Linked DNA regions of Homo sapiens: regions 1 and 2 are each linked to region 3. Evidence: chromatin contacts called from ENCODE Hi-C or POLR2A ChIA-PET data. All regions are on one chromosome and are shown on one strand. The core of a region is the stretch at or near the end of the contact, and the rest is flanking DNA. Distances in the headings are between cores, read along the strand shown.

Region 1 (3,301 bases), core at 104-2,603, 2.8 Mb before region 3:
TACAGGCGCCCGCCACCACGCCTGGCTAATTTTTGTAATTTTAGTAGAGACGGGGTTTCACCATCTTGGCCAGGCTGGTCTTGACCTCCTGACCTCGTGATCCACCCGCCTCGGCCTCCCAAAGTGCTGGGATTACAGGCGTGAGCCACCGCGTCCAGCCTAATTTTTGTATTTTTTTTTTTTGTAGAGACGGGGTTTTGCCATATTGCCCAGGCTGGTCTTGAACTCCTGTGCTCAAGCAATCCGCCTGCCTTGGCCTCCCAAAGTGCTGGGATTACAGGCGTGAGCCACCACGCCAGGCCAAGAGAACGGATTTTAAGGTGAGGGGCGGAGCTTATAATAATTCAGCTCTGAGGTGGGCGTGGTTCAGGGCCGAGGGCCGGGGGCCGGGGCTTAAAGGAGAAACTCTGAGGGAACAGGGTATTGGAGGTGGGACTTAGAAGGTGCTGATGGGGGCGCACGACTGCTATGGAGGCGATGGGGAGAGAAGGAAGTACTTAATCTAAGGGAAGTTCCTGGGAGAGTGGAAGCTTAGCAGGAGGGGCTGAATGGGTCTGGGTTTGGCTGTTTGGGATGGGGCTGAGTTGGGAGCCGGGATTATAGCGATTATATGAGCGGGCAGTGTCAAGTGTGGTAAATCCATGGCTCTTGACCAGCATGCAGCAGAATCAGAGTATTTCAAAACACGGATCCCTAGACCCCCAACCCCAGGGCTTCTATTCCGCATGGTCTGAGCAGGCAGCCGGATGCTGCTGGCCTCCCAACTATCCTTGACAACCACCGATTTAAAAGAATGCTTTAGAGGTGGGAGGCACTCAAAAGTCACGAGGTGCAACTTAAATGCTATGGGGTGAAGGGGCGGGGCTTGGATGGAGGGGGCGGGGCCTAGGGAGGGGTGAAGTTCCAGAGAGTGGGAGCTTGGAGAGGGGGAAGAACAGGAGAAACTGCATGAGGGCGAGGGGACGAAGACAGACTTTGAGGCAGTAGGGGGCTTATAATCACGCTGTGAGATGGGCGTGGTTCAGGGCCAGGGGGCGGGGCTTCAGTGTGAGACCCGAGCCGGAGGTGTGGCTTAACCGGACGCCCAGAGCGTGTCGCGGGGTTCCCGTAGAAGAGGCGGGCATTCAAAGCGCAGGCGCACCTGGCTCAGTTCGCCCACCGGAATCGGCCCGGGCTTTCACTGCTCGCGTCCCCGAGTCAGTGCGCAAGCGCATTTCCCCCCTCCTGGTCCCCGCCACCGCCTCCTCTTTCCGATCCTCCACGCCGGCGCCTCGGGAACGGGCGCGACTTCCGCTTCCGGGCGGGCGGGCAGGCGGGCGGTGCGGGGCTGCCGGGGAGGGGGGAGGGGGCGGCACTTCCGGTCGGGCCCTCGGGTCTCCCCGGAGCGGCGGCGCCTCCTCCGCCTCCTCGGCCTCCTCCCGGCGGAGACCCCGGCGCCGGTGAGTGACGGGGTGCGTGGCCCGGGGGCCCGGGTGCAGCGGGGGCGGGGGGCCCCGCCCTGGCCCGCTGTGGTCCCCAGAACGTCCCCCAACCCCTAGCAAGTCAGTGCAGCTCCCGCCGGGCCCTTGCCAAGGGACCCCCAATCACTGCTCCCCGGTAGGATCACTGCAGATAGCTCCCCCATGAACGCCCCCAGCTAGGATGGCTGCCAAAGCGCTTTCATTCGTGGCGATCCCCTAAACGGCTGCCAGGGCCCCCAAATGATACCTCCTCGTAGGATCCCCTCCACATAGCGCTCCCCGTCATTGCTTCCTCCAGGTCAGCCTCCAGATGCCATCAGCATTGCCCCTCCCCATGTAGGGCAGCTGCTCGTGAACCCTCTTATTAGTATCCTCTATATAATTCTCCCCAGAGTGTTTCCTTAGTGCCTTGCAGCAGAACTGTCCCCCGTTATCTCTGTCCATACAGCAACAGCCCCCAATGGCCCTGACCACCTCCCTCCCCAGCAGAACGCCCCTTCGTGGGTGTGAAAATACTTTCTATTCTGGTCAGCACCAAGAATGCCTTTTTCCCTTCTGCAGGTCCTCCAGTGATTCCCCTTAAGAATGCCCCTTTCAAAGCCACCCCCCCATCGCAGCGGCACAGCTCCCTCTAGAGTTCCTTCACACTCACATCCTCTCCCGCCTCAGGTAGAAATATCCGCCTGCTTAGCTCCAGGCTCCCATGACATACTCCCGTACCTCCTCTCACCCCACCCTCATCGCGGTCAGCCCGTCTTCATTACTTCTGCCACAGAACAGTGTCCCGCAGTGAGGCGGTGAAGCCTTCCTTCCCAGAATGTGCCTCATCCTCTTCCTATGGCGTGAACAACTGTTGCCCTGACCTGCAGCTTCTCACCCAGCTCTCAGGCTATCGTCCTGGACTCCCTAGGGAAGACCCTGGACTTCACTAGGGTGTGACTTCTTTTCTCGTAGGCATTCCTTCTGCGTTGAACGCATATTCACTATTCTAGCTGAAGGGTATAATATACAGCCACGAAGGGGGTCGATACACACAGTGTTCTCACTGTGCGGGGTCTCACAGTCTAGTTGATCAGACACGAGTCGACAAAGATACACGGGGTTTTGTGGGTTCTCTGAGAGCCTGATGAACTACTTTAGAGGTGAAAGCTGAATTACAAGTGGCAGCTTAGCCATGCAAAGATCTGGGTGAGCAGGCAGCAAGAACAACAAGTGCAAAGGCCCTGAAGTGGCGGTGAGCACGGTGAGTGGAGGAGCAGCAGGGGAGGCCGGTGAGGGTGGAGTGGAAGATTTGAAGGCAAGAACAAGAGGAAGGAAGCTTTGGTCTCAAAAGGCTTTGGAGGTGAGGGCACTGGGATAAATTATCTAGCCTTTGTCAGCTCTACCGAGCCCAGAATGTTCTTCATTCATTCATACGTTCATTCGTAAACACTGGTTGAACAACTGTTTAATGAGCACCTACTTTACATTGGGGGTACAACAGAGAACAAAATAGACAAGAATCCCTGTCCTCATGGAGTGGATATGCTAGTTGAGGGGGCAGATGATTAAAAGACAAAATACAGGCCAGGCGAGGTGGCTCATGCCTGTAATCCCAGCAGTTGGGAAGGCCAAAGTGGGAGGATCGCTGGAGGCCAGGAGTTCAAGACCAACCTCGGCAACATAGTGAGACCCTGTCTTTACAGGAAAAAAAAAAAAAAAAAAAAAAAGCTGGGTGTGGTTGGTGGGCACCTGTAGTCCCCAGCTATTCAGGAGGCTGAGGTGGGAGGGCTGCTTGAGCCCAGGAGTTCGAGGCTGCAGTGAAAAAAAATAAAAACAAAAACCAAGAGTATATGTGCGTG
Region 2 (3,449 bases), core at 240-2,739, 2.8 Mb before region 3:
TGGCCGCGCAGGTGGCGGGAAAGGTGGGCCGGCCGGCGGAAGGCCTTGGGGCACAGCGGGCAGGCGTGGGGCCGGAGCCCCGAGTGGCTCAGCCGGTGCCGGGAGAGGTAGTAGGGGAAACGGAAGAGGCGGCCGCAGGTGGGGCAGGGCAGGGGCGCCCTAGGGGCTCCAGCGCCCCCCCTGCCACGGCCACGGCCCCGACCACGGCCTCGGCCACGGCCCCGGCCTCGGCCACGGTGAGGTGGGCTGCCCTGGGCGGGTGGAGGAGGCTGCGGATCCATGCCTGTGGGGAGAGAGGGGAGAGATGGGAAGCGGGGCAGAGATAAAAAGAGGTGCGTGGGGTGTGGCAGAAAGAGAAGCAGAGACAGTCAGAGATGGAGAGGCAGAGAGGGTCAGGTATTTAGCCAGGAGAGAGATATGAGACAGAGACAAAGATGAGAGACACCGAGGGGAGGCCAGAGATGGAGAGACAGGAGGAGAGAGATCAGAGACAGAGCGACAGAGCAGGGAATAGAGACAGGAGAAGGCAGAGATGGGAGACACAGAGAAGTGGGGATGGACAGACAGAGACCAGGAGTCGCAGAAAGACAGGATGGTGAAAGGCAGAGCAGAGAAGAGACAGAGGAGAGTGAGGAACACCCAGCAGAGAGACAGAGACACAGAGAAGAGGAAACAAAGAGACTTGGAGAACCAGAGGCAGAGATAGTGCAAGAGCAGAGATCAGAAGAGCAGTGGCGGGTTGGGGGCCGGAGAGACAGGGAGACAGAGACACAGAGGGAGTGAACTGGGCAGAGGCACGGAGGGGGACAAAGTCAGCGAACCGCTTCTGCTCCAGGTCCCCCGGCCAGGCTGAACGTTTTGGGAGGGGCTGGGACACAGCCCATGGGGCCTGAGTGGAGGGGGTGGGATTTGAAGCCGGTAGGCCCCGGAAATAGAGTGTGTTCTCAGATGCCAGGGGCTGGGAGAGGTCGGGGAGTAGGAGGGTTCAGACTTCTGGTCTGAGTTGGGAGGGGGCTAGGGGCCCAGACTCTTGGGACTGATGGGGATGGGAGCTGGGGATTGAGACTCCTGGGTCCAGGTCATGACGGATTGGGGAATCTGGACTCTGGTATGGAGGAGGTGTGGATTCCTGGGTCCCGGTGGAGGAGGGGCTGGGGAGGGGGCTGGGCTCCCAGGACAAGGGGGAGGCGGGGGCTGGGGACCCAGCTGCCGGGAATCCCCAGGGAGGAGGCGACTGAGGGCCGGACCCCTGGACTCGGGAGGGAGGCTGGTGGGGGTCGGGGGTCCCAGGTCCTAGAGGGGGGCCGATCTCCTCCGGGCCAAGCCTGCAGCTCCCCGAAGGCATGATCAGCAGAATTGGGGCCGGGTCGAGGCCTTGAGGATTTCTCAGCCCTGGGCCTGGGGCTTGGTCCTGGTCGCTGGGGCTGGGTTCTTACCTCGCCTCCTTGGCTCCTTTCTTCCTTCCCCACGGCCGGCCAAACGCGGACGGTGGTGGCGGGGAGGGAGGGGGGCCTGAGCGTGGTGGGGGGTGGAGGAGGAGGCTGGGCTCGGTGTCACTGCCTAAGCCTTCCCCCCGGAAACCTGGCCTTTCCTCGGAGCCTGAAAGAGGAAAGACTGGCTGGGAAGCCGGAAGCGGGAGGACGGGGGACCTGGAGAGGGGAGGGAAGGCAGCTTGCACTACAGGGTCCTGTGAGGGGAGGGGGCTGGGGGCCTGTCCCCCGGGCTCCCAGAGGGCGGAGGGTGCTGAGGGCCTGGAACACTGGGTCCAGCTACTCCCGGCTCCCCAACATGCACACACACATATTCATTCATTCCTTCAACAAATACACATTTATCAGGTCCTGTCTGTGCCAGGCACTGTGTCAGGCCAGGGGAGTGGCCGGGGGAGGAAGATGAATGAATCAGTGACAGAGGCTTCAGGAAGTACTGGCACTCTGGATCAGAACCTGGCTCCAGCCTTCCCTTGGCTGTCTGGGTGAAGGATTCTCCCACTTCGAGCCTCGGTTTCCCCCTTTGTGAAAGCCCCTGCATATACTCATTCAACCCTAAGCGACCAATATTTACTGAATATCTACTACGGGCCAGCCTGCATATATTTGTCTACATATACGCATATTCACTGGGACCTTAGCAGCCAATGTTTACTGAGCACCTACTATGGGCTGGTGCTGTCCTTGGTGCTGGAGTCACAGTGGCAAAAACCGGAGCTCACTGTCTGATGGGGAAGGCAGATAGATACGGATCAATCACGCTGGAGTGCATGTGGGGGAACGTGTGCTCCGAGGCAGGGAACTGCTATGGGAATGCAGAGAACAGAAGGCACTGAGCTGAGCTCACACTGGGAGGAGGTGATTCCTGAGGTCTTCCTGGAGGCAGCAATGTTTCAGCTGAAATTGGCAGAATGAAACCAACCTGGCGACATCTCAGAAACCTATTCTGGAGCAGAAAAGGCATTTTGCAGGAGTATACCCACAGCTTGACGCTGTTTGTTTAAGGTTACATTCCTGCCAAACAGTGCTAATGAGAGTGCGAGCAAACAGGTCCTTTCATACACGGCTGGGGCAAGTAGAACCTGGAACATTCTTACCGAGCCAGCAATTCCAGGAATTTATTCTTCAGAGGCATCTACTCGGAACTGCACAAAATAATGTCTGCACCAGGTTAATCATTGCAGTACTGCACATCACTGCAAACAGCTGAAACCAATCTAAACACCCATCTGTAGGAGAGCTGAGTAATAAATCATGACTGATCCACCCAGTGGAATACTAGGTGTCCATAGAAAAGAACAAAGAAGCTCACCGTGTGCATATATGGTAAGTCTCCAAGTGATAACCTGTAGAAGAGAAAAATGGAAGGTCAAGTACAGCCTGCAGCCTGTTCTGGGTTTGTGTGTGTTCTGGGATTGTGTCCAGATGAACTGGAACAAGAGAGAAGAAACTGAAACTGGCAACATAGTCTAACTTCCAGGACAGAAATTTACTACACTCTATCCTTGTTTTTTTGTTTGTTTGTTTTTTTTTGTTTTGTTTTGTTTTCTTTTGAGATGAGATCTCCTTCTGTTGCCCAGGCTGGCTGGAGGAAGTGCAGTGGTGTGATCTCGGCTCACTGCAGCCTCGACCTCCCGGGCTCAAGCAATCCTCCCACCTCAGCCTCCTGAGTAGGTGGGGCTACAGGAGTGTGCCACCATGTCTGGCTAATTTTTGTATGTTTTGTAGAGATGGGGTCTCCCTATGTTGCCCAGGCTGGGCTTGAACTCCTGGGCTCAAGCAATCCACCTGCCTCGGCCTCCCAAAGTGCTGGAATTACAGACATTAGCCACTGTGCCCGGCTTTTTGTACTTTTTGAATTCAAAACCGTGTGAATGTGCTATATACTCAAAAAAGTAAAGGAGGCCAAGCATGGTGGCTCACGCCTGTAATCTCAGCACTTTGGGAGGCCCAGGTGGG
Region 3 (3,303 bases), core at 436-2,935:
CTGCCTCCCAGCACCAGACACAGCAGGTGGGAGCTGTGGACCATGGCCGAGTCTCTTCGTCTCCTTGATCTGCTCCCAGGATGCACTGTCCAACTATCCCACCTGTAGGTGGGTGGCATTCCAGCCATGGACCCATGATCTGAGGCTGAGCACAGCAAACACAATCGAGGCTCTGGGTCCCAGGTCCCAGGAGCCCGTCCTTGATGGTGCATTACAGCTCTCCCAGGCTGTTCTTACAGTGACCTCCCACCTGCCCCAGGTGAGCATGCTTGCACCTGGGTGCTCGCCCAGCCTTTCTAGTTGTCCTTAGGGCTTCTGGTGTTGGGAACAGGATGCAGAGTTACCAATTTAGGGGGACTGAGAGGTTAACGTGGCCAAGGCTGAGCCCTGCAGAACTGCAGAGCAACAGCACACACAGGAAAGCTAGTGAGGTTCAACATCCTCATGGAGGTTGCACACGGCACAATGAGGTCTTATTTGCCCAAGAGAATGTGCAGGGAAGTCGCCAGGCACGGTGGTGCATGCCTGTAATCCCAGCTACTCGGGAGGCTGAGGCTGGAGAATCGCTTGAACCCGGGAGGCGGAGGTTGCAGTGAGCCGAGATCGCGCCACTGCACTCCAGCCTGGGCAACAAGAGCGAAACTCCGTCTCAAAACAACAACAACAACAACAACAACAAAAACAGAATGTGCAGGGAAGTCAACGTTGGTGGCTCTGAGGTGTGGAGGACACAGGCTAGTGCCCAGCTCAGCGTGGCTCCACCTCTCTGAGCCACAGACCAACCTCACCCACACTGACAGTCCCAGGGGACACAGACTCTAGCCCCTATGTCCAATTCTACACTGTGCACGCAATGGGAAGAACAGTGCATCATGCACTGTACAGCAGAAGAAATGTCCTCTGAGTGCAGGCACAGCTCCCTTCTGTGTCTGTCCTCCCGACAGTGCCTCCACCCTCAAGGATTAGCAAGCTTCAACCCTCGCAGGACATCCACTGTGTCAGGGCCAAACGGTGCTGCATCCTGCTCTAATAGTGAGTGAAGGAGGGGACCGCAGACAAGAAGAAATGAACAAGAGACCGTTTAAGAGAGAAAAAGACGTGAAGAACATCAGACAGGGAGCAGCGCGAGGGCGCCAGGGAGGGAGGCAGCGGATTCTTCGGGCCTCTGTGAAGAGGGGGCATGAAACCGGTCTGCAGACAAGGAAAGAGCAAAGTGCAAAGGCCAGGATGCGGGGGCAGAGACGGTAGGGAGGCCGGCGTCGGCCTCGGCTAGCAGGTGGGCTTGACTCCGAGAGCCGCAGGCCGCCAGGATGGGTCCCGGGCCTGGAGCCTCCCCTCGCGGGCTTCAATGACACCCAGCACGGAAACGCGGGGGCCAGAACTACAGAAGCCCGTCCCGCCCGGAACTCAAGGTCGCGAGTGCTGTGTGGCCGGTCCGGACCCGGAGCGCGAGGACCGGAAGTGCGCGGCGTCACGCCTCTGCCCCGGACCCCGCGCGCGGAGGTGGAGAGGGGACTGGGGTGGTGGCCGCGCTATGCGCCGGGAGGTCCCCGCCTCGCAGGCCGAGGTTGCGGGTCCGCGCAGAATGCCACTTACTCTCTGGAGGCGGCCCGCACGGGTCCCTGGTCCCCGCCCCGCATGCAGCGCGGAGCCGTCCTCCCGCCACCTCCGGGCCGCCGCGGCACTGAGGGACCCGGGCCACAGCAAGCGCAGGCGGGAACCCGCGCGGGGACTGCTGGGAAACGTAGTCCCGTCATGTCCCGCTTTGACGCTGCGGAGAAAGCGGTGTAGGGAGAGGCTTGGGCTTCGGTTATCATAGAAACAGAGGCCGGCTACACCTAAAAGGCGGGGCGTGGACCTAAGTCGTCGCCAAAGAAACGGCGTTCTGGACGGGGACGTAGGGTCCCGCCCATTCCTTCTCGTGAAAGCGGGTGACTGGTCATGATTATGATTGATAGCCTCCTCTCCCAATCTGATTTCTAAGAGGTCCCAACCCGGAACCGACTTGCGGTTCGCAGGCTCCCCTCGGGTGGGAGAGTTGGGCTGGGAAGCACCTGGGGAGCTCTGAAGTGTCTTGGTGAGCGCGTTGCGAGTCAGACCGATAACATCAGAATCTGGGACTGGGCCCGAGCATATGCGCGTCAAAACTCCTCAGTTAAGTCTATTTTTTTGTATTTTTTTTGGTTTGCTTTTTTGAGACGGGGTCTCGCTCTGTCGCCCAGGCTAATGCAGTGACACCATCACGGTTCACTGCAGCCTCGACCTCCTGAGCTCAAGCGATCCTCCTACTTCAGCCTCCAGAGTAGCTGTTAACAGGGGCGCGCGCCACCACGCCCGGCTAATTTTCTTTCTTCTCTCCCTCCCCCTCCTTCTCCCCCTCCCTTCCTCCTCCCACTATGTCGCCCAGGCTGGTCTCGAACTCCTGTACTGAAGCGACCCTCCCACCTCACCCTCCCGAATAGCTGGGACTATAGGTGGGAGCCACCATGCCTGGATAGTTTTTTTATTTTTATTTATTTATTTATTTTAGAGATAGGGTCTCCATATGTTGCCCAGACTGGTCTGGAACTCCTGGGCTCAAGCGATCCTCGTGTCTCAGCCTTCCAGAGTGCTGGGAGTACAGGCTTGAGCCACTGCGCCAGGCCCCTAGTCCGGCTCCTAGTTGATTCTAACACGTGCGGCCCCATTGGGGAACCACAGCCTCCCCAGCCCCTTTGGGTGTTGCTGACTCTACGGGCCCTCCCAGGTAGGATGAACTGGTCACGCCTCCTACCCATTTGTAACCCCCAGCTCTTGCCCCCATCTATTGTGTGGCTCCTGCCCTCAATAGGGACATCTAATTTTGTTGGCCAGTCCAGCACATATATTGCATGTAACGACCCAGTTTGCCCCACCTTTCTGCCTCCACTGCATCTGCTTCAGGGATGCTGGGACTGTTCCACTCCCTTTCTCCATCCTTTGGGTGTCTGCACATCGAAAGCCTTGTCAGGAGGTCTATCTCCCTGCCCAAGTACAAAACTCAGGGCTTACCAAGCTAATTGAGGGCGAGCAGGAGGCTGAAGGGCACTTGGAGGGCTGCCCGCCTTGTGGGTCCCTTGGTGGCTGAAGAGAGTTGCACAGGAAGGCCTTGACAATTGTCACAGAGAAAGGAGTGCAGCTGCTGGCTCTGTGTGGGTGTGCAGATGTCTGACAGGTTCAGCCACTGGCCCCAATTGGGACACAAGTGGGATTTCTTTTTTTTTTTCTTTTTTGAGACAGTCTTGCTCTGTTGCCCAGGCTGGAGTGCAGTGGCCGCGATCTCAG

Evidence for each region. Hi-C counts contacts between places; a loop is a spot of excess contacts on that map. ChIA-PET counts read pairs that join two places held with the same protein, here RNA polymerase II (POLR2A). Pooled maps may share reads with other maps.
Region 1: a loop to region 3 is called in a pooled map, with 9 times the contacts of the local background. The contact joins the promoter of ZNF865 here to the promoter of ZNF837 in region 3. A Hi-C loop is called at or near these places in 9 of 50 pooled maps. POLR2A ChIA-PET finds 5 or more read pairs at or near these places in 2 of 52 experiments (HEK293 and PC-9).
Region 2: a loop to region 3 is called in a map with no recorded cell type, with 7 times the contacts of the local background. The contact joins the promoter of ZNF579 here to the promoter of ZNF837 in region 3. A Hi-C loop is called at or near these places in 1 of 37 single-sample maps with no recorded cell type and 6 of 50 pooled maps. POLR2A ChIA-PET finds 5 or more read pairs at or near these places in 1 of 52 experiments (PC-9).

The regions. Positions count from the first base shown.
Region 1 is chr19:55,604,294-55,607,594 of GRCh38, forward strand. It overlaps ZNF865 (zinc finger protein 865), which reads left to right and starts at 1,354. Exons shown (of 2, transcript NM_001195605.2): 1 at 1,354-1,439. RefSeq lists enhancers at 1-527, 528-1,079 and a silencer at 1,123-1,622.
Region 2 is chr19:55,579,359-55,582,807 of GRCh38, forward strand. It overlaps ZNF579 (zinc finger protein 579), which reads right to left and starts at 1,490. Exons shown (of 2, transcript NM_152600.3): 1 at 1,437-1,490; 2 at 1-283. The coding sequence starts at 281. RefSeq lists silencers at 1,694-1,833, 2,545-2,839.
Region 3 is chr19:58,379,345-58,382,647 of GRCh38, forward strand. ZNF837 (zinc finger protein 837) reads right to left here and starts at 1,686. Exons shown (of 3, transcript NM_138466.2): 1 at 1,597-1,686. RefSeq lists enhancers at 410-951, 768-997, 952-1,493, 1,028-1,087 and a silencer at 1,438-1,947.